Linked DNA regions of Homo sapiens: region 1 is linked to region 2. Evidence: read pairs that join two places in POLR2A ChIA-PET (ENCODE). Cell type or tissue: OCI-LY7. All regions are shown on one strand. Links, peaks and the distances in the headings refer to the core of each region. The heading gives the core; the rest is flanking DNA. Region 1 holds the start of LOC105373903 (a long non-coding RNA gene). Region 2 has its middle 50 kb from the start of RNF228.

Region 1 (11,328 bases), core at 2,999-6,998, 370 kb after region 2:
TAGCCGGGCGTGGTGGTGGGCACTTGCAGTCCCAGCTACTCTGGAGGTTGAGGCAGGAGAATGGCGTGAACCCGGGAGGCGGAGCTTGCAGTGAGCTGAGACTGCGCCAGTGCACTCCAGCCTGGGCGACAGAGCGAGACCCCGTCTCAAAAAAAAAAAAAAAAAAAAGAAAAAGAAAATAAGGGGTTCCCCAAAGGAAAATCAGGGTGAAACGATTCTGGAAAAACAAAACTGTCTGCTACAATAACATTTACATTTGACTTTTAGCAAAGGAGTCAGGAAGAGAATATGGAAACGGAGAGAAAATGAATGGGGAGGGAGAAAAACATGGGAATGTAAAGAACACATGTTTCAGTAAATTGGACAAGGTCAGTGCTTCATAATCTTGGCAATGTATCAGAAAAATCTAGGTAGTTAAAAAAAGAAAGGATTTCTGCACTGTATCCCAGACTGAGTGAATCAACATCTCTGAGAGTGGCATCTGGGATTGGTAAATATTTTAATCGCCCCAGGCAATCGAAATGCAGCTTATCCATAGACTCACTTTGGGAGCCATTGAACAGGGTTGCATGAAAGCACAGGCTCAGCTGCAAAACAACCTCAAATTACAGAGGCCTGACCAAGAAGCTGATTTCTTTCTTACCTAATAGTCTGGAGGCGAATGGTCCAGGATGGTGGGTGGCTCTGCTTCACGTGTTCATTTAGAGACCCAAGTCCTTTCCATCCTGCTGTTCACCAGCCCCTAGGGTGTTGTCTTTGTTGAGCTGAAGCTGGCTGCTACCACATCCACATTGCAGCCCACAGGGAAAACGGAAGGAAAGGACCAGAGAAGCACTGAGTTGTATGTTAAGGCCAAGGCTCAGAAGTGGCACACACCACTTCCACTTTCATTATATTGGCCTAAACTTAGCCACATGGCAGCAAGCTGCAAGAAATCTGGAAAGTGTAGTCTTTCTTTAACCTAAGACATAAAAATTTTTGCCTTGACTCTCTAAATACACACACACACACACACACACACACACACACACACACAGAGGTAGGTGGGCATATGCTGAGCTAAAATTAGACACCTAAAGTTAAACATTCATTACTTTCAGTTAAACATCATAAATTGAGTGCCTGCACTAATATTTATTCCTTCCCGAAACTCCGTAAATAAAGGAATAAAAATGGTCAAAAGTAAGAAAGTCCCAAAGAGAACAGGAGATGAGTAAGAGGAGAAAGTGATGTCAACACTATTTTGCAAAATGGAAAACAGAAGGACAAGTGGAAACTGACCTGGCAGAGCAGAACAGGCAGAAACTTAATGCCAGAGAGAATTGAAGGGGAAAGTCCGGTAAGGAGTAAGCTGATTCCCACTGCAGAACCTGGGAGAAGCTGAGCTATGGAAGGCACCACCTAACTGAAGGTTGAGGGTGGAGGGAAAATCCAGAGAGAGGAATGGGAAGTCCCTTGAAGTAGCAGTCAGGCTCTCAGATTTCCTGCCCTAGTTCCTGGAGCATAGTCACCCTCTACCTGGATAGGCACCGGAGCTTTGCTCTTGGAAATTTTAGGGAACCTCTGAGCTCTGGGACACCAGGCTCAACCAAGGGGATGGGGGTGGTGAAGTGCCCTTAAAGCAGATTCAGTGGAACTTCCTATTAGATGGTAAATTCCTTAGTCCCCTTCCCACACTAGGTTCCCATGATCCTAGGCAGCCACTTTTATATTCCTCCAATGGGAGACTGGTGAGTTCCTCTCTGGGGAAACTGACCAACAGAAGAGGGAAGACCTGCCAGGTTCCAATTTCTGTAGGTCCCCATCTGCCACACCATAGTGAAGCCCACCAACAGTCTTTTCACACAGAGCTGCCACTCAGCTTTTAGTGACAGTAATGGACATCCAGGAATCACCAGACATTTCAAGAAAGGCTTCAACAGGAGAGAATATACCAAACAAGGAACATGGGAGAGATGAAGATAGCAGGAGAAAACTTCAGAAAATGGTCATTGATATTTTTGGAAAGATAAAATTTTACAACAGTAAAACAAGAACAGAATGTAATGTAAAAAGGAACATTTATTAAAAAAAGAAAGTGACATAACTACATGGAGATGATGGGTGGAGGAGAAAAATAGGTGCAAGAATGCGAGGGAGTCAAATCCTCCTGTTGCATGGGAGAGTGCTAACAGATGAGGTCTAAAATTAAAAAGTGAAGAAGCAGCAGTTTAAGCATGCAATGTAGACATATAGAAAAAGCAAAAGGAGTTGAAAATTACTGACGCTGGAAGCAGGATTGGAAGGTGAGGCAGAAGACTGCTGGTTTTCATTATAAGCTAGGACTGTTTGATTGATTCATCCATGCCCATGATGATGTTAAAATATATTTTAATATTTTTATTGGTTTTAATATTGACATTTTATACTTTAAAATAACAAAAAATACTACTTCATATTTTAAAGACTATCTTCCAAGAAGATGTTGAGATATAAATGTAGTAGAAGCCTCTATATGACGTGATCAGTGTGAGATTACTGTCGAAGCACTAGGGCGAAAAGGCAATTTAAAGGAAACTTGGACTTAAGACCTGAGACATTTGAAAGAATCCTGGAACTTTCCTGGGGGAAAGTGGGAATTCCTATTTTAAGAAATCTGAGCAAACTGTTATAGGCCAAGCTGCCAAATGTCTGTAGAGGGTTGGCAGGTGTTGTAGAAACTGCAGATCCTCTGGTTTTTAAAATTTTGTTTATATACTTGAATAATAGGAAGTCAGTTTGTTTGGATAATATCTGGAAATGAGACTTTTCTTTTTAAGTTATAACAGAAATACTTTGCATAGCTTTAGTCAAACACTAGTAATTGACTCCTCAGAAAACCCCCTCCCATCCCCCCAGCTGGTGTCCCATTAAACGAGTTGGATACTTGCTTTCTCTGTCTTCCTCTCAGCCAAGAATGCCCATGTGACCTAGTTTTGGCCAATGAGATATAAGGGAGTCTGCTTAGGGGCTTCTAGATGTTTCCTCCTGCCTGATGGGAGGTTAGTGCACAAGGAGAAAGATTCTGCATCCTGCTTTTGAACAGTGTGATGATATCATTTTGGAGCTGTCTGTGGTCATCTTAGCAAACCATGAGGGCAATTCCAAAGGAGTTATGAAGACAACAGTCCAAAACCCTGGCATCGATATATCCCAAACAAACACCAGTAACTAACTTAGGTGTCCCTGTTATGCAAGAGCAATATAGCCAAGATCAATCTGGTTTTCTGATGTTTGCAACCAAAAGCATCCCTACTCTCACCATTGGTCCGAATATGCCATTGGGTTATTTTTACAAATGATATCGTGGTCTCAGTGATTAGGCAGTATTGAGTGAAGGGAGGTAAAATGATTTACTCACATCAATGTGATCATTCCATTCAATTCATACTTTTGTAAGACAGTTTATAATGGAGCCCCTGAAGAGGTGTGCCTTGACACACAGATGTTGCAAGTGCGATGAATTTTTGACCCCTCAATCCTGGGGGTTAGCAAGAGAGGACTGGAGTAGCAGGAGTCTCTAGGGCTACCAGAGTCCCAGAGCAGTGAAAACTCCCTCTGGGCCTCTTTACCTGTTTACCCAAATCACTGTGCAAATCTAATCCTTTCCTCACAGTGCTGTCAAGTCAAATATGCCAGGAAGCCATACTCTGGGATTTACTTATGGCATTTATGTGCATTCTCTCTCTCTTGGTTTTCACAGAAGCATTCTGAAGTTATTATTAATCTCATCTTCCAAATGCAGAAATTGAGATTTAAATCTCAGCGCCCCAATCCGTACAGCCATTTGGTAGCAGAGTCAGAATTTGGAACTAGGGCTCCAGACTCACTCTCCTGCTGCAGAGAATAAGCATCCTTATTATTCCCAGCTCCCCATTCTCATTATACACTTTCCTCTGAGCGTACCTGACAATGGTCGACTTTCATTGCTGAGAGGGGGTGGCGGGAGGAGGAAGCGAATGGGGTGATGTGATGTAAGCCAGGAGAACGAGGGTGGCTCAGCCAACTCAAATCTCTTTGTTCATGGTTTGTGAAGATGTGACAAGACCAGAGAAGCCAGAACAGAAGATAGAGGCCACATTGTTCTGCTGGCCTGGGGCCGAATGTACTTCCTCACCATGTGTTTCTTTAGCCTCCTGAACTTTGCTCGATGGCATTGTACTGGCCACTGTGCCAGCTGCTCAGGGTGGGAAAAAGAAGGAAGAGTTTGCGTGGGAGCAATCTGGGCTATGTCCCAGCATATGTGGCATTTCTGCTTGTTTCTTTAACTTCCAGAGCTGTTTGTCTGAGACTTTCAGCCCTGGGGCTACTACTGGTCAGAATGTTTTATTTCCACTTGTGAACCAGGATGGTGGGGATCTGGAAGAGAACTAGAGGCATCTGGGGACCAGAGGGTTAGTCCAGCCTTCTCCAGGATGAATCCATTTCCCCAAATCACAAAACCAGTTAGTGACAGAGGCAAGAAAGGGACGAAATTCTCCCCCAAGTTAGTAGAGCTGGCTCAGGGAGAGTCCAGTTTGGAAGCCGCTTCCTGGATGTGTGACCCTGGCCAAGAAACTTCTCTCCAAGCTGGAGGTTCTCCATCTGTAAAGTAGGGATTATAAAAGTGCCTTTTCTGTAGGAATGAAAGAAGTAGTTGAGGTTATTCATGTAAATAGCAAACTCTACTGCCTGAGCACACAGGATGTGCTGAAATGTTTGGTTTCTATTATTACTGATTCCTAGACAGCTTCTCTCTGTTCAGTTTTGCAGCTCTTTAGTGTGCTAATAGCTAACTGTGAGGATCACAACAGAAAGTGTTCCATTCATCAAAACACACTTAGAGCTGGGCTAAGTAACTCATATCTGTAATCCCAGCGCTTTGGGAGGCTGGGACTATAGGTGTGAGCTACTCAGCCCAGGTCTAAGGAGTTCAAGACAGTCTGTACTAAAAATACAAAAATTAGCCTGGCATGGTGGTGTGCGCCTGCAATCCCAGCTACTCAGGAAGCTGAGGCAGGAGAACCACTTGAACCCAGGAGGTGGAGGTTGCAGTGAGCCGAGATCGTGCCACCGCACTCCAGCCTGGGTGACAGAGTGAGACTCTGTCTCAAAAAAAAAAAAAAAAAAAAAGAAAAAGAAGTAGAAAAAGAAAAAGACCAGCCTGGGCAACATAGACTCTATCTCTGTAAAAAATTGCCAGGCATGTGTGTGTGTGTGTGTCTGTGGTTCCAGCTACTCATGAGGCTGAGGCAGGAGGATCACTTGAGCCCAGATGCCTGAGGCTGCAGGGAGCTGTGACCATACCTCTGCACTCCAGCCTGGGTCACAGAGTGAGATCCTGTCTTAAAACAAACAAAAAACCAAAATCAAAACCAAAAAAACCCCCTCACTTTACTGTATGTAAGTTATAACTTAATAAAATTGAATTTGGTTTTATGTTGAAGTATTTATTCTATCACAAACCATCAAGCCTCATTAAAAACATGTAACGCTGTCATTTCAGCAGATCCTTACACAATTATAGCTGCAACTGAAACCATGACAGCAAAAGGTATCAGTTTAGAGGGAACTGAATTTTTTAAAGTGTTTTAACATTAGTCTAAGTGTAGGTGTAATGGATGTCAACTTGAGTGCAGTTATAGATATTTGCCCAGAGTATTGCTTAAGTCTTCTAAAAATCTCAGTATCCAATTTAAAAAATGTGCCTTGTGGTTAAACAATGATTGTTTGGGGGGCTTTAAGGAAATTGCTTATTTTTCCCTTGCAGCTTATATGCTTTTCCTTGCCCAAAGATTTGAACAGTTTTTAATGAACTCCAGACTTTATTTCTCTAAAGCTTTGTAAAGTCAGAATACATTTTCCTGCTTTCCCCTTCACCCAAGCAGAGGTGACCTGGCTCCTCGGGAACCTGGTGTCAATGGTGGCTCTCTCATGGTGGCATCAAGATCTACCCTACATTATAATGATGTGTGAACATGTCTTATTTTCTCTTCTGGATTTTTAGCTTTTTGAAGTCAGGGGCTGTATCTAAATGATGTTCCTACTCCTAATGCTTCTGAATATCATGCTGAATGCAAGAAAAAAATCAGCCAATCATTACTGCTAACTGATAAAATAGAATTAAGAAGTGATGTATTGTTTCATAAAGAACCTGAATAAATAGGGGGAAAAATGAACAAAATACTGTTTCATTATTATTAATGGGTAGAAGCAGAAATTAGAAGTAATATGCTGTTTCAGAGGGGATGCTAGGTCCTTGGTTTAGTAAATAGACAATCTTCCATTAACATGACAATTATTTCCAAATTAATGCTTCTGACTGAACCTGGAATTAGGGCACCTGAACTGTAATCCCAGCTCTGTGATTAGCAAACTGTGGAAACTTGGCCACATCCCTTGGGCTTCTGAATATCAGTTTCCTCCTCTGCACAGTGAAGGGATTGAAGTCGTTATTACATCATCACCCAAGGTCCTTCCAGTTTTAGCATCTGCCAAGTGCCTCCTCTTGGTGTCATCTCAGTTCCTTGGACACAGGAGACCCTCAGGAAATGCCTGTGAGTTGACTGAGGGAGTTAGTTAAGCGGTTGGACTTTAACATTGTTTATTTTGCCAAATCTTTTTTATGGATAAATATAAAACTAAATCTCAGCCCAGCCCCTCTTTACATTAGCATAAATTCCAAATTGGCAGTTTTCAAATTACTCACATTTTATATTAGCTATTTTTAATTTGGAGATGTCACTTTTACATCTTTCATGTCTGATCCATGAGTTACAGGGGTTTTTTTTCTAGATAAAAGGGATATTTAGAGATTGTCTCATCCAAGATTCTAAATCTAAGGTCTCTAAATCTATAGGCTTTAAGTACCCATGAACTCCCCCAAATGTAGCCCTCAGAATCTTGTCATTCATTATTGGTTTTCTCAACCTTCTTTTTATTAGTAGCACTTGTCACCACCTGAAATTCTCATGTATTCACTTTTGTCATCAAGTCTGTGCCAGAGCTCCGCACCGTGACTATGAGTTCCAGGAGGGTAACACTTCATTCTGTCCTATTCACCGCTGCATCCCACGGTTCACAGAACAGGACCTGACGTTCAGTAGATGCTCAATAAACATTTGCTGACTGAATGAATGTGTAAGCCAAGGAAGTCCCAGTTCAATATCACATTCCACAAACTCACACATCCAATTCCACAATCCTTTTTAAACTATGTAATTTCTGGAGTTTCTAGAATAAGTAACGAAAGGAGGTGGGAATATCTTCCAAATATACATCAAGCTTCCTAAAAATCCTCTTTACCCACCCATCTCTCCCACATTTCACACATCAAGGCAGAGATATCTTGAGCTGCCTTTTCTCATTCTTCCCAAAACTCTTTATGCTGGGACCTTGTCATCTTCATTTCCTCTCTCCTCTGTGCCCCCAAATCTATTCTTTTTGTTGAGATATAATTTATGTACCTTAAAATTTAACTTTTCAAAGGCTACAAATCAGTGATTTTTAGTATAGTCACAAGACTGTGCAACCATCACCAATTCCAGAACGTTTTCATCACCCCATAAAGAAACCTGTGCCCATTAGCAGTGCATCCCCATTGTTCCATCCTTCCAGCCTCAGGCAACCACTAATCTACTGTCTGTCTCTATAGATTTCCCTGTTCTTGGCATTTTACATAAATGAAATAATACAACCTTTTATGCTTGGCTTCTTTCCTTTAGCATCATGTTTTCAAGGTTCATCCATGTTGCAGCATGATATGAGTCCCTCATTCCTTTTTATGACTGAATAAGATTCCATTGTGTAAATGTACCACATTTTGTTTACCCATTCCTCGGCTGATGGGCATCTGAGCTGCTTCCACTTTTTGGTAATTATGAATAACATTGCTATGAATATTCATGTACAAATGTTTCTGTGAATATTTCTTTTCAGTTCTCTTTGGTACATAGCTAGGAGTGGAATTGCTAGGTCATGTTTAGCTTTTTCAGGAACTGACAAATTATTTTCCAGGGTAGCTGAATCACTTTTACATTCCCACTAGCAATGTGTGAGGGTTCTAATTCTCTACATTCTTACCAACACTTGTTATTGTCTATCTTTTTTATACTAGCCATCCTAGTTGATGTAAAGTGGTATCTCATTGTGGGTTTTGATTTGCATTTCCCTAACGGCAAATCAGACTAATGAGACTGAATATCTTTTCATGAGCTTTTTGGCTACCTTCACTGGGGATATGTCTTTTCAAATTCTTTGCCTATTTTTAAATTTAGTTATTTGTCTTTTAATTGTTGAGTTAGTAAGAGCTCTTCACATAGTCTGGACACAAGTCCGTTGTCAGATAAATGACGTGTGAATATTTTCTCTCTTTCCATGGGTTGTTTTTCACTTTTGTAATTTTGATGAAGTCCATTTTATCTACCCCAGATCTATTCTTACCTTCTACATCAGCGCCCTGACCTTTCTTAGGTAAATCAATCCAGCCTCTCTTGTTACGTCCAGTTCTCCTCTCTACAAGTTCCTGATCTGTTTAACAAAGATCCTGAGGAAAGTAGAGCAAATACAGTATCTTCTTCAGAATGTGAAAAGATGAGTAATGTTTGTCACCTATATTTTCATAGTTTTGTCCCTTTCAGATATACAAAAAATACCGCCCAATGGGTTCACCTTACCCACTGCCTACACAGAGCCGATTTCTCAAGACGGGAATCACAATAGAGAAAGGATAATTAATGCAGAGCCGGCTGAGCAGGAGACTGGAGTTTTATTATTACTCAAATCAATCTCCCCCAACATTTGGGGATCAAAGTTTTTAAAGACAATTTGGTGGGAGGGGAGGGGCAGTGAGTTGGGGAGTGCTGATTGGTTGGGTCAAAGGTGAAATCATGGGGCGTCCCTGTCTTCTTGTGCTGAGTCATTTCCTGGGTGGGGGGGTCACAAGGTCAGATGGGTTGGTTTCTTGATCTGGGTGGTGCTGGTTGATACATCAAGGGTAGAGTCTGCAAAACATCCCTAAACTGATCTTAGGAGCAGTTTAGGGAGGGTCAGAATCTTGTAGTGCCCAGCTATGTGACTAGTAAACCATAATTTCTAATCTTGTGGCGAATGTTAGTAGTTTAGTCCCCAGGCAAGAAGGAAGTTTGTTACGGGAAAGGGCTATTATCCTCTCTTTGTTTTAAACTATAAACTAAGTTCCTCCCAAAATTAGTTCAGCTTATGTCCAGGAATGAACAAGGACAGCTTGGAGGTTAGAGGCAAGATGGAGTCGTTTAAATTGGACCTCTTTCACTGTCTCAGTCACAATTTTGCAAAGGTGGTTTCAATATTTAGGCACAATATGCATTTTTCTGAGCAGATGAGTCTATAGATTTATTTCATCAGATTTTCAAAGCTGTCCTTGATGCCAACAATATTAAGAAATGTGCATGTAGACTCATTCTCTTGTGTTTCAGGAAAATGAGACCTAGAGCAGTTGAGTGATTTGGCCAAGGCCACCCAGCTTAGTAGTGACAGTTCTGCAGATACTCAGTATCTTGGTCTGTTTTTGTGTTGCTGTAAAGGAATATCTGAGGCTGGGTAATTTATAAAGAAAAGAGGTTGGCCTGGCACAGTGGCTTACACCTGTAATCCTAGCACTTTGGGAGGCCGAGACAGGTGGATCACTTGAAGCCAGGAGTTCAAGACCAGTCTGGCCAACATGGTGAAACTCCATCTCCACTAAAAATACAAAAATTAGCCAGGCATGGTGGCACATGCCTGTAATCCCAGCTACTTGAGTGGCTGAGGCATGAGAATCACTTGAACCCCAGGAGGCAGAGGTTGCAGTGAGCCAAGATTGTGCCACTGCACTCCAGCCTGGGTGACAGAGCAAGATCTGTCTCAAAAAACAATAAGAAAAAAAAAAGAAAGAAAAGAGGTTTATTTGGCTGATGGTTCTGCAGGCTGTATAAGAAGCATGGTGCCAGCATCTACTTCTGGTGAGGATTTTACGGAGCTTCCCCACTCATAGCGGAAGGTGAAGGGGAGCTGGTGTGTGTGGAAACCACATGGCCAGAGAGGAAGCAAGAGATGGGGCAGGCACCAGGCTCATTTTAACAACCAGCTCTGGTGAGAACGAATAGAGTGAGAACTCACTCACTGCCCCGCCCACACACAGGGAGGGCAATCATCTATTCATGAGGGATCTGCCCCATGACCCAAACACCTCCCATTAGACCCCACCTCCAACACTGGGAATCAAATTTCAACATGAGATTTGGAGAGATCAAACATCCAAACTATTGCACTCAGGTTTCCTTATCTTCCTCCCTGACTCACCATCACACCATCCCACTGTACCATGATGCCTACAGAATTTCACATTGCAGGTAAATTTCTCCAGGAGCAGCACATGAATCCAGTACCAATATTTTATCAAATATTTATTTTTCAGAGACTAAGGCCAGGCAGTATTGACTCGGAAGGCTGTGTGGGAGCTGGAGAACCAGGTGAGTCTTGGTAGGAAGCAGAAGCATCGGTCCTGAGGCTCCTCATGTTTTCAAGGTTCATCCATGTTGCAGCATGATGAGTCCCTCATTCCTTTTTATGACTGAATAAGATTCCATTGTGTAAATGTACCACATTTTGTTTACCTATTCATCGGCTGATGGGCATCTGAGCTGCTTCCACTTTTTGGTAATTATGAATAACGTTGCTATGAATATTCATGTACAAATTTTTCTGTGAATATTTCTTTTCAATTCTCTTTGGTACATAGCTAGGAGTGGAATTGCTGTGGTCCCAGCTACCTGGGAGGATGAGGTGGGAGGATCACTTGAGCCTGTGATGTCCAGGCTGCAGTGAGCCGTGATCACGCCACCGCACTCCAGCCTGGGCAACAGAGTGAGACCCTGCCTCCAAAAAAAAAAAAAAAAGCCGAAATCCTGATAAAGCTCAAATTAAAAAGTCACAAAAAGAAGAGTGGGGGAGGGGATGGTGAAGATAAGGTACATCACCACCTGGTCTGGGCTTGGATGGAAACAAACTGCAGATTTAAATCAAAGGCGGTGCATATGGTGAGAAATGGATGCGGAATCATGAAAATTAACACTTACTTAGCAAAGTGGGAAACAAGAAAGATGGTACAACTGACAACCTTAAGTGATCCCTTCTCCCATTGTAGACAATTGAAGAATTTTCTTTAGGCACTACAGTCAAAGACTATCTTAGAAACTTTCAGGCCGGGCACAGTGGCTCACGCCTGTAATCCCAGCACTTTGGGAGGCGGAGGTGATCAGATCACCTGAGGTCAGGAGTTTGAGACTAGCCTGGCCAACACGGTGAAACCCT
Region 2 (11,328 bases), core at 2,924-6,923:
TCCTTTTTCATGAAGGGTAACACACGTTTGTAGCTTAGTAGTTTTATCTGCCAGTTTATCAGTCTTAGTAGTTTTTCAACTTAGTAGTTTATCAGCCTGTAAAATGTGGGGAGTCTGACAGCCTTCTTTCATTCTGTCCCCTTGCTGTCCCTTTCATACCCACTTCGCAGTGTTTTTGATGGCATGACATTCTCAAGAACATCATGGGTCTTCTAAGTATGTCACAAGAGATTCAGTCCATTAGACAAGAGGTTCCTCCACAGTTCCATCCTGGGAAATCCAATCTCTATTCTTGGCTTTGCTGAGATGGCCAAAGGGATCCTTGAGTCATGCTTACTATTCAAAGTCCTTTGTGTGATTGAATACACTGACTTTTTTATCCTTCCCAGTTACTAGCAAAAGATTGTCTGTTTTTCTTCCAAAATTATTAATGAAGAAACAGAGACTTGGAAATGTTATTAACCTGCCTAAATCTCTCTCAATTCATGATAGCCACACTGTGGTCCTTGATATTCCCCTAATAACAGGGCCTCACTCACCTCAAGTTCATCACTGTTTCTTTTGCCTGGAATATTCTTCTTTCAAATTTCTATTGAACTTAGGGCTTTCACAGGATGCAACCCTTTTGGTGCACAACCTGGGAAAGTCTCAGACAAACTGGATAAATTGGTTGCTTGGGTAGAATATATACTCTACAAAGGCAGAAGTCTTGGTTATTTATTCATATTTCCACCGCCCCTAGAAGAGAGCCTGTCCTATAGTAGACAATCAGTAAATATTTATTGCATGAATAAATGAATACTATGCAGACTCAGTTGTGGCAATAGGAGGCAGTGAGGACAGCCATAGTGAGTTTGCAGCAGCAACATTCGGTATCAGTGTTGATACTGGAGGCCCAAGATGCGCTGTCCAGAGTCTAGTGGTGGTAAGCATGATATTTCCACCAGATCACTACAGTGGGATTTGGAGCATTTTCTTGGCTATGTGACATCAACCTGGCTCTTCCACCCTCCCAAATATATATGAACCATTCAATATCACTGGAATAAAATTAGGATATTATTTTTTAAAAAAATTATATAAAAGAGGTGGGGCCAGCCTATAGACTGCCTCATTTAGATGTGATGCAGTTGAGGAACCCAAATCATGGAGGGACTAGATTACACGACAGAGGGACTGAAGGAGGGAGAGGTTGACTAGAGATAGACTACCAGTAAGGCCAAGCTAATATTCTAATCCTTACTCTGATATAATGAGGATTCATTCCAAAAGTCGTGAGACTCATGTTAAAGAGAAGAATTGTTAGACTATTGAGGGCCAGAGATGAAGAGAAAGGAGCCTCAACGATAATTCCAGTTCAATGTTCACTTCCTGTTAGGGCAAACAAAGGCAAAATAGACCATAATTGTCATCCTAATAACCAAATCAAGCTAGAAAAAGTACAAAATCATATTTCTTAAAACTTAAGAGAGAGTGGAGGATGCAAAGAACCTAAAAGAACCAAATGCCAGAGAGAGATAGGCTCTTTTTAGGAGAGAAGAGATCCACAGTTGCTCTTATTCTTTTTTTTTTTTTTGTAATACTTTAAGTTCTAGGGTACATGTGTACAACGTGCAGGTTTGACACATAGGTATACATGTGCCATGTTGGTTTATGGCACCCATCAACTCATCATTTACATTAGGTATTTCTCCTAAAGCTATCCCTCCCCCAGCCCCCCACCCCGCAACAGGCCCCGGTGTGTAATGTTCCACTTCCTGTGTCCAAGTGATCTCATTGCTCAATTCCCACCTATGAGTGAGAACATGCGGTGTTTGGTTGTCCTGGATATCCTTGTTAACCTTCTTTCTCATTGATCTGTCTAATACTGACAGTGGGATGTTAAAGTTTCCCATTATTACTGTGTGGGAGTCTAAGTCTCTTTGTAGGTCTCTAAGGAGTTGCTTTATGAATCTGGGTGCTCCTGTATTGGGTGCATATATATTTAGGATGGTTAGCTCTTCTTGTTGAATTGATCCCTTTACCATTATGTAATGGCCTTCTTTGTCTCTTTTGATCTCTGTTGGTTTAAAGTTGTTTTATCAGAGACTAGGATTGCAAACCCTGCTTTTTTTTGCTTTTCATTTGCTTGGTAGATCTTCCTCCATCCCTTTATTTTGAGCCTATGTGTGTTTTCGCATGTCAGATGGGTCTCCTGAATACAGCACACTGGGGTCTTGACTCTATCCAGTTTGCCTGTCTGTGTCTTTTAATTGGGGAACTTAGCCCATTTACATTTAAGGTTAATATTTTTTTTTGGTTAATATTGTTTTATGTGAATTTGATCCCATCATTATGATGTTCACTGGTTATTTTGCCCATTAATTAATGCAGTTTCTACATAGCATCTATGGTCTTTACAATTTCACCTGTTTTTGCAGTGGCTGGTACCAGTTATTTTTTTCATGTTTAGTGCTTCCTTCAGGAGCTCTTGTAAGGGATGCCTGGTGGTGACAAGATCTCTCAGCATTTGCTTGTCTGTAAAGTATTTTATTTCTTCTTCACTTATGGAGCTTAGTTTGGCTGGATACGAAATTCTGGATTGAAAATTCTTTTCTTTAAGCATGTTGAAAATGGCCCCCACTCTCTTCTGGCTTGTAGGGTTTCTGCTGAGAGATCTGCTGTTAGTCTGATGGGCTTCCATTTGTGGGTAACGCGATCTTTCTCTCTGGCTGCCCTTAACACTTTTTCCTTCATTTCAACCTTGGTCAATCTGACAATTATGTGTCTTGGGGTTGCTCTTTTTGAGGAGTATCTTTGTGGTGTTCTCTGTATTTCCTGAATTTGAATGTTGGCCTGCCTTTCTATGTTGGGGAAGTTCTCCTGGATAATATCCTGTAGAGTGTTTTCCAACTTGGTTCCATTCTCCCCATCACTTTCAGGTACACCAATCAAACGTAGATTTTCTTTTCACATAGTCCCATATTTCTGGAAGGCTTTGTTCGTTTCTTTTTAACTCTTTTTTCTCTAACCTTGTTTTCTTGCTTTATTTCATTAATTTGATCTTCAATCACTGATACCCTTTCTTCCACTTGATCGAATTGGCTATTGAAGCTTGTCCATGTGTAATGAAGTTCTCGTGCCATGGTTTTCAGCTCCATCAGGTCATTTAAGGTCTTCTCTATACTATTTACTCTAGTTAGCCATTTATCTAATCTTTTTTCAAGGTTTTTGGCTTCCTCGCAATGGGTTCAAACATCCTCCTTTAGCTCAGAGAAGTTTGTTGTTACCAACCTTCTGAAGCCTACTTCTGTCAACTCATCAAAGTCATTCTCCATCCAGCTTTGTTCCATTCCTGGTGAGGACCTGTGATCCTTTGCAGGGGAAGAGGCACTCTGATTTTTAGAATTTTCAGCTTTTTTGCTCTGGTTTCTCCCCATCTTTGTGGTTTTATCTACCTTTGGTCTTTGATGTTGGTGACCTACACATAGGATTTTGGTGTAGATGACCTTTTTGTTGATGTTGGTGCTATTCCTTTCCGTTTGTTAGTTTTCCTTCTAACAGTCAAGTCCCTCAGCTGCAGGTCTGTTGGAGTTTGCTGGAGTTCCACTCCACACCCTGTTTGCCTGGGTATCACCAATAGAGGCTGCAGAACAGCAAATATTGCAGAATGGCAAATATTGCTGCCTCATCCTTCCTCTGGAAGTTTCGTCCCAGAGGGGCAGCTGCCTGTAAGAGGTGTTGTTTCTTTCTAACTGGGAAGTGTCTCCCAGTTAGGCTCCACAGGGGTAGGGACCCACTTGAGGAGGCAGTCTGTCCATTCTCAGAGCTCAAACGCCATGCTGGGAGAACCACTGCTCTCTTCAGAGCTGTCAGACAGGGAAGTTTAAGTCTGCAGAAGTTGTCTGCTGCCTTTTGTTCAGCTATGCTCTGCCCACAGAGGTGGAGTCTAGAGGCAGTAGGCCTTGCTGAGCTGCAGTGGGCTCCACCCAGTTCGAGCTTCCCTGCCGCTTTGTTTACCTACTCAAGCCTCAGCAATGGTGAACTCCCCTCCCCCAGCCAGGCTGCCACCTCGCAGGTTGATCTCAGACTGCTGCGCTAGCAATGAGCAAGTCTCCATGGGCGTGGGAGCCACCGAGCCAGGCACGGGAGAGAATCACCTTGTCTGCCAGTTGCTGAGACCTTGGGAAAAGCACAGTATTTGGGTGGGAGTGTCCCGTTTTTCCAGGTAGTCTGTCATGGCTTCCCTTGGCTAGGAAAGGGAAATCTCCTGACCTCTTGTGCTTCCCGGGTGAGGCGACACCCCACCCTGCTTTGGCTCGCCCTCTGTGGGCTGCACCCACTGTTCAACCAGTCCCAATGAGAAGAACCGGGTACCTCAGTTGGAAATGCAGAAATCACCTGTCTTCTGCATTGATCATGCTGGAGCTGCAGACGAAAGCTATTCCTATTTGGCCATCTTGGAATGTCCTCCCACAGTTGCTCTTACTCTTAACAGCAGGGCAAGAAGAAAAGGAATTCAGCTGAATTTTCAACAGACTTAATGGCATGTGGGAGCAGATGTGACAAATGAAAATTCCAAGGAAATGCATCCACAGAGTGAGTCTACATCCACCTACCAACATTTTCCCATGGGTCTTCATTAATGCATTAGTGAAATTTCCTAAATATTTGAGACAAGGCAGAAGAACTGAAATAAATCTTTCCTGAGATACATGATGTCTCTCCCATGTTCAAGGCAATTGCCCCTGGGCAGAGCAAGAGAACTGAGAGAAATTCATCTAAGGCTCTCTAGGCTTCCAGCAGTACATGAGACAGGAAAGCTGAAAGAAAACATTTGAGGCATTCTGAGCTTTCAGCAACCAATGCCAAAGTGGAACAGAAAAGCTGGGAGAAATAAAGAAACCACTTGGAGGCTATATCAGTTTGTTCTCACACTGCTATAAAGTAATACCCGAGACTGGGTAATTTACAAAGAGGCTTGATTGGCTCACAGTTTCATAGGCTGTACAGGAAGCATGATGCTGGCATCTGCTCAGCTTCTGGAGAGACTTCAGGAAACTTTCAATCATGACAGAAGGCAAAGGGGAAGGAGGCATGTCTTACCTGGCTAGAGCAGGAGGAAGACAGAGTGAGGGGGGAGGTGCTACACACATAAATGACCAGATCTCATGAGAGCTCATTCATACCATGAGGACAGTACCAAGGGAGGATGTTGCTAAGCCATTCATGAGAAATCCACCCCCATTATCCAATCACTTCCCACCAGGCACCACCTCCAACATTGGGGATTACAATCTGACATGAAATTTGGTGGGGACACAGATCCAAACCATATCGGAGGCATTTATCTGAAGCATTTTTGTGACTTTATAGAGTATAAGGTAGCAACCCTCTAAAGGCTGGAAAAAGATCCCTCAAAGACCCCAAATACCAAGAGGCAAAAATAAATAAATAAATAAATAAATCCCCACCTAACCAAAAACCTGGCAATGAAACTATAAAGCTGAGAGAAGTCATCATTTGAAAGCTGATGGCTGAGATGTAAAGTACAGAGGTGTCTGACATCTCTCTAGCACTCAAATCCCAAGGTCTGCTGAAGGGAAAGAAATCCTGATACAATTTTTAAAATATGTGATGCCAGTGGTGAAATTAATTAAGCTAAAGCTGCAACAAAGCCCAGATCCAGTTCAATCACAGATCAGAATGACTCAGACATCACTCTAAAGCCAACAGAAGAGGAGCATGCCCTTTTCTCAAGGTAAATATTGCTTACTTTAGTCCCTACTATATAAAAAAATACAACACATAGTGAAAGTTATGTCACCCAAAAGTGCAAGAAATGTGACCCATGGTCAAGAGAGGAAATAATCAATAGTAGCAGATGTAGAGATGGCTCAGTTGTCAGAATTATCAGACAGACTTTGTAATAAAAATGCTGATCTATATATTGGAAAAGATAAAAAACATGTAGAAGAAATGGAGAGTTTTAGCAGAGAGATGGAAGGTCTACAAAAGAACCACAAAGAAAAGCTAAAAATAAAAAATGCGATACCAGAAATAAAAAATTCATTTGATGAGTTTAATGGAAGGCTGGACCTATCAGAGGAAAATATTAATGAACCTAAATACAGGTCAATAGAACATACCCAAACTGAAACATAAGACTGAGAGAGGAGAAAAAGACAGAACAGAGCATCTGACAATACCATTCAGTCTAATACATATGAAATTTGATTCCCAGAAATAGAAGACAGAGAGAATGGGGCAAAAAAAAGTGTGAAGAGATCATGTCAAGAACATTTTAAAAACAATACGTAATATCAACCCATAGATCCTAGAAACTCAACTAGTCCAAAGCAAGCTAAATGCAGAGAAAACCACATCTTGGCATATCATAATTCAACTGCAAATCAAAGAAGGTGGCAAATCTTAAAGGCAGCCAGAGAAAAAGACACATTATATACAGGGACACATTACAAATAATGGATAAAATCACCAGACAAAATGGAGGCCAAAGGACGATAAAATAATATCTTCAAAATGTTGAAGGATAACTCCAAGGTTGAATCTTGACTGCCAAAATAGTGTTGTCATCCATGGACATTCAATCTCATTATTGTCATCAGTAGGTGTTTAGAACTAGAGTAAATCAAGAGATAGAATGAGCTCTCAGAAGAAGAGAGAAAAACTAAGAGGTTGCATAACACTCACAGTAATTGAGTGAGAGGGAGAAACCAAAAAAGTAAATGTAAACGACATAAAGGTATGCAGTGTTTCCAAACAAAGGTGCTATTGGCATTTGAGACTGGGCAGTTCTTCATTGCCTGAGACTATAGCACACTCCAAAATATTTTGAATCCTTAGCTTCCAGTATAAATGCCAATGGTACTCCCCAGTCTTTCAGTCCTGAAACCACCAAAGTAATGCCTATTGCTCCTCACACTTCCAAATGCTCCTGAAGAAACTACACCGCTGTGTATTAAAGGTTTTCCCAGCCTTGGCAATATTGACATTTGGGGCCATATGATCCTTTGTTACAGGTGGCTGTCTTGTGTATTGTAGGATTTTTAGCAGCATTCCTGGCCTCTAATGAGTCAAGGTCAGGAACACCCCTCCCCAAGTTGTGATAACCAAAAATATGTCCAGATATTGCCAAATGTCCACTGGGGATAAAATCCCATCTCCCCTCCTTTCCATTAAGAGACACTTGGGGAGAGGGGAGAAGCAATATGGCTGAATAGAAAGCTCCACCAATCGTTCTCCATGACAAGGACACCAATTTAACAACTATCTATACTAAAAAAAACCTTCATAAGAATAAAAAATCAGGTGAGCACTCACAGTATCTGATTTCAACATTATAACACTGAAAGGCACTGGAAGAGGGTTGGGAAGACAGTTTTGAATTGCTGACACCATCCACTCCCATCTCCCAACAGTGGCTCCTTGCCATAGAGAATCTGTGCACTGTGGAGAGGGAGAGCACAGCAACTGTGAGACATTTTATTGAACTAGTGCTGCACTGTCACAGCAGAAAGCAAAACTGGCCTGAACTCAGCTAACACCTGCCTACGGAGGGAGCATTTTAACCAACCCTAGCTAGAGGAGATTGTCCATCTGAGTAGTTAGAACTTGAGTTCCAGCAAGGCTTGCCACCACAGGCTAAAGGGCTCTGGGGCCATAAATAAACTTGAAAGGTAATCTAGGCCACAAGGGCTGCAACTCCTAGGTGAGACCTAGTGCTGAACTGGGCTCAGAGCTAGTGGACTTGGGGGGCACACGACCTACTGAGATACCAGCCAGGGCATCTAAGGGAGTGTTTGTATGCCACTCATTCCCCAACCCCAGGCTGCACAGCTCTTAGCTCCAAAGACTCCTTCCTTCCACTTGAAAAGATGAGAAGGAAGAGTAAAGAGGACTCGATCTTAGTTCTTGGATACCAGCTCATCCACAGTATGACAGGGCACTAGTCAGAGTCATGAAGCCTCCTTTCCAGGCCCTAGTTCCAGGATGACATTTCTAGACATACCCTGGGCCAGAAGGGAACCCACTGATTTGAAGGGAAGACCCATCACAGGCTGATTAGAGAGCCCTTGGGCCCTGAATAACAAGCATCGATACCCAGATAGTGCCCCTGTGGGCCTTGGGTGAAACTGAGACCTCCTGGCTTTAGGTGAGATTCAGCACATTCCCATCTATGGTGGCTTCTGGAAGAGACTCCTCTGTCTGTGGAAAAGGGAGGGAAGAGTGGAAAGACTCTCATGGTTTGAATCCCAGGTCAGCCACAGTACAATAGAGCACCAGGTAGACTTCTAAGGTTTTTGACTTCAGTCTCCGGCTCCTGGATGGCTCCTCTGTACCCACCCAGGGCCTGAGGAACTTGTCGCCCTGAAGGACACAAGCCTGGCTGGCTTTGCCACTTGCTGATTGTAGAGCCCCAGGGCTTTGAGTAAACATAGTTAGTGGCCAAGTAGTGATTATGGTGGGATTTGGGTGAAACCCAGTGTGATACTGGCTTCAAGTCTGACCTAGTGCAGTCCCAGTGGTCGTGGCCACAGGGGTGCTTGTGTCGACCCACCCTCAGCTCTGGACAGTAAAGAACAGGGAGAGAGAGAGAGAGAGAGAGAGAGAGAGGAAGAGAGATTCTGGGAGAAAGTAAGAAGAAAAAACAAGAGTCTCTGTCTAGTAATCTTGTTCTGATCTTATCCAGGACCATCAAGGCAGTACCTCTATGAGTCTACAAGAACCACAGGGCTACTGAGCTTGGGATGCCCCCAGGGCAGGCACAGCTTAGATCACAACACCTAAGTCCTTTTGAATAACTGGAAAGCCTTCGCAAGAAGGACAGGTACAAAGAAGCTCAGACTGTAAGAACTACAGTAAATACCGAACTCTTCAAATCCCAGGAACAGATAAACATCCACAAGCATCAAGACCATCTAGGAAAACATGACCTCATTAAATGAACTAAATATGGCACCAGGGACCAAACCTGGAGAAACAGAGATATGTGACCTTTCAGACAAAGAATTCAAAATAACTATTTCGAGTTGAAATTCAAATAAATCCAAGATAACACAGAGAATAAATTCCGAATTCTATCAGATAAATTTCACAAAGAGATCGAAATAATTTTAAAAATCAAGCAGAAATTCTGGAGTTTAAAAATGTAATTGACACACTGAAGAATGCATCAGAGTCTTTTAATAGAAGAATGATCCAGCAGAAGAATTAGTGAGCTTTAAGACAGACTATTTGAAAATACACAATCAGAGGAGACAAAAGAAAGAAGAATAAAAAATAATAAAGCATATTATATAATATATAATATAATAATAAAACAGGATATAGAAAATAGCCTCAAAAGGGCAAATCTAAGAGTTACAGCCTTTAAAGAGGAGGTACATAGATAGGGATAGAAAGTTTATTCAAAGGGATAATAACAAAGAACTTCCTAAACCTAGAAAAATATATCAATATCCAAGTGCAAGGTTATAGAACACCAAGCAGGTTTAACCCAAAGAAGACTACCTTACATCATTTAATAATCAGACTCACAAAGGTCAAGGATAAAGAAAAGATCCTAAAAGCAGCAAGAGAAAAGAAACAAATAACATTCAAGGAGCCCCGATATGTCTGGCAGCAGACTTTTCAGTGCTTTACAGACCAGGAGATAGTGGCATAATATATTTAAAGTCCTGAAGGAAAAAAACCTTTTAGCCTAGAATAGTATATCCGGTGAAAATATCCTTAAAATGTGAGAGAAATAAAGACTTTCCCAGACAAACAAAAGCTGAGGGATTTCATCAACACTAGACCTTACCTACAAGAAATGCTAAAGGGAGTACTTCAATCAGAAAGAAAAGGACATTAATCAGCAACAAGAAATCATCTAAAGGTACAAAACTCACTGACAATAGCAAGAACACAGAAAAACCCAGAATTATTTTTTATTATAGTTTAAGTTCTGGGATACATGTGCAGAATGTGCAGGTTTGTTACATAGATATACACATGCCATGGTGGTTTGCTGTACCCATCAACCCATCATCTACATTAGGTATTTCTCCTAACGGTATCCCTCCCCTAGCCCTCCACCCCCGAAAAGGCCCTGGTGTGTGATGTTCCCCTCCCTGTGTCCATGTGTTCTCATTGTTTAACTCCCACTTATGAGTGAGAACATGTGGTGTTTGGTTTTCTGTTACTGTGTTAGTTTGCTGAGAATGATGGTTTCCAGCTTCATCCATGTCCCTGCAAAGAACATGAACTCATCATTTTTTATGGCTGCATACTATTCCGTGATGTAAATATGCCATATTTTCTTTACCCAGTCTATCATTGATGGGCATTTGGGTTGGTTCCAAGTCTTTGCTATTGTGAATACTCTTGCAATAAACATACATGTGCATGTGTCTTTATAGTAGAATGATTTATAATCCTTTGGGTATATACCCAGTAATGGGATTACTGGGTCAAATGGTATTTCTAGTTCTAGATCCTTGAGAAATTGCCACACTGTCTTCCACAATGGTTGAACTAATTTACACTTCCACCAACAGTGTAAAAGTGTTCCTATTTCTTCACATCTTCTCCAGCATCTGTTGTTTCCTGCTTTTTAATAATCACCATTCTAACTGGTGTGAGATGGTATCTCATTGTGGTTTTGATTTACATTTCTCTGACCAGTGATGATGAGCTTTTTTTCATATGTTTGTTGCCTGCATAAATGTCGTCTTCTGAGAGATGTCTGTTCATATTCTTTGCCCACTTTTTGATGGGGTTGTTTGTTTTTTTTCTTGTAAATTTGTTTAAGTTCCTTGTAGATGCTGGATATTAGCTCTTTGTCAGATGGATTGCAAAAATTTTCTCCCATTCTGTAGGTTACCTGTTCACTCTGATGATAGTTTCTTTTGCTATGCAGAAGCTCTTCAGTTTAATTAGATCCTATTTGTCATTTTGGCTTTTGTTGCCATTGCTTTTGGTGTTTTAGTCATGAAGGCTTTGCCATGCCTATGTCCTGAATGGTATTGCCTAGGTTTTCTTCTAGGGGAAAAATCCAGAATATTATAACACTCTAATTGTGATGTGTTAACTACTCTTAAGTAGAAAGGCTAAAAGATGAACCAATCAAAAAATAACTACAACAACTTTTCAAAACATAGACAGTGCAATAAAATATAAATAGAAACAACAAAAAGTTAAAAAGCCAGGGGATAAAGTTAAAGTGTAGAGTTTTTATTAATTTTCTTTTTGCTAGTTTGTTTGTTAAGTAGTTGTTATCAGCTAAAAATAATGGGTTACGAGATAGTATTTGCAAGCCTCATGGTAACTTGAAGTCAAAAAACA

What was found. ChIA-PET counts read pairs that join two places held together with the same protein. Peaks named below come from ENCODE experiments on the same cell type or tissue, not always from the same donor. Only the 100,000 strongest peaks of a DNase experiment are listed, where the experiment ranks them.
Region 1: POLR2A ChIA-PET joins it to region 2 with 5 read pairs; 2 of 35 experiments call an interaction of 5 or more read pairs at or near these places.

The regions. Positions count from the first base shown.
Region 1 is chr2:222,730,045-222,741,372 of GRCh38, forward strand. LOC105373903 (a long non-coding RNA gene) reads left to right here and starts at 9,919. Exons shown (of 4, transcript XR_001739904.2): 1 at 9,919-10,487. RefSeq lists an enhancer at 613-732 and a silencer at 4,046-4,340. In OCI-LY7, for the core only: no CTCF peak of the experiment used is centred there; a DNase peak (open chromatin) is centred at 4,727.
Region 2 is chr2:222,364,442-222,375,769 of GRCh38, forward strand. No RefSeq gene overlaps it. Among named protein-coding and RNA genes, the nearest start is that of RNF228, 50 kb to the left of the region's middle. In OCI-LY7, for the core only: no CTCF peak of the experiment used is centred there; no DNase peak of the experiment used is centred there.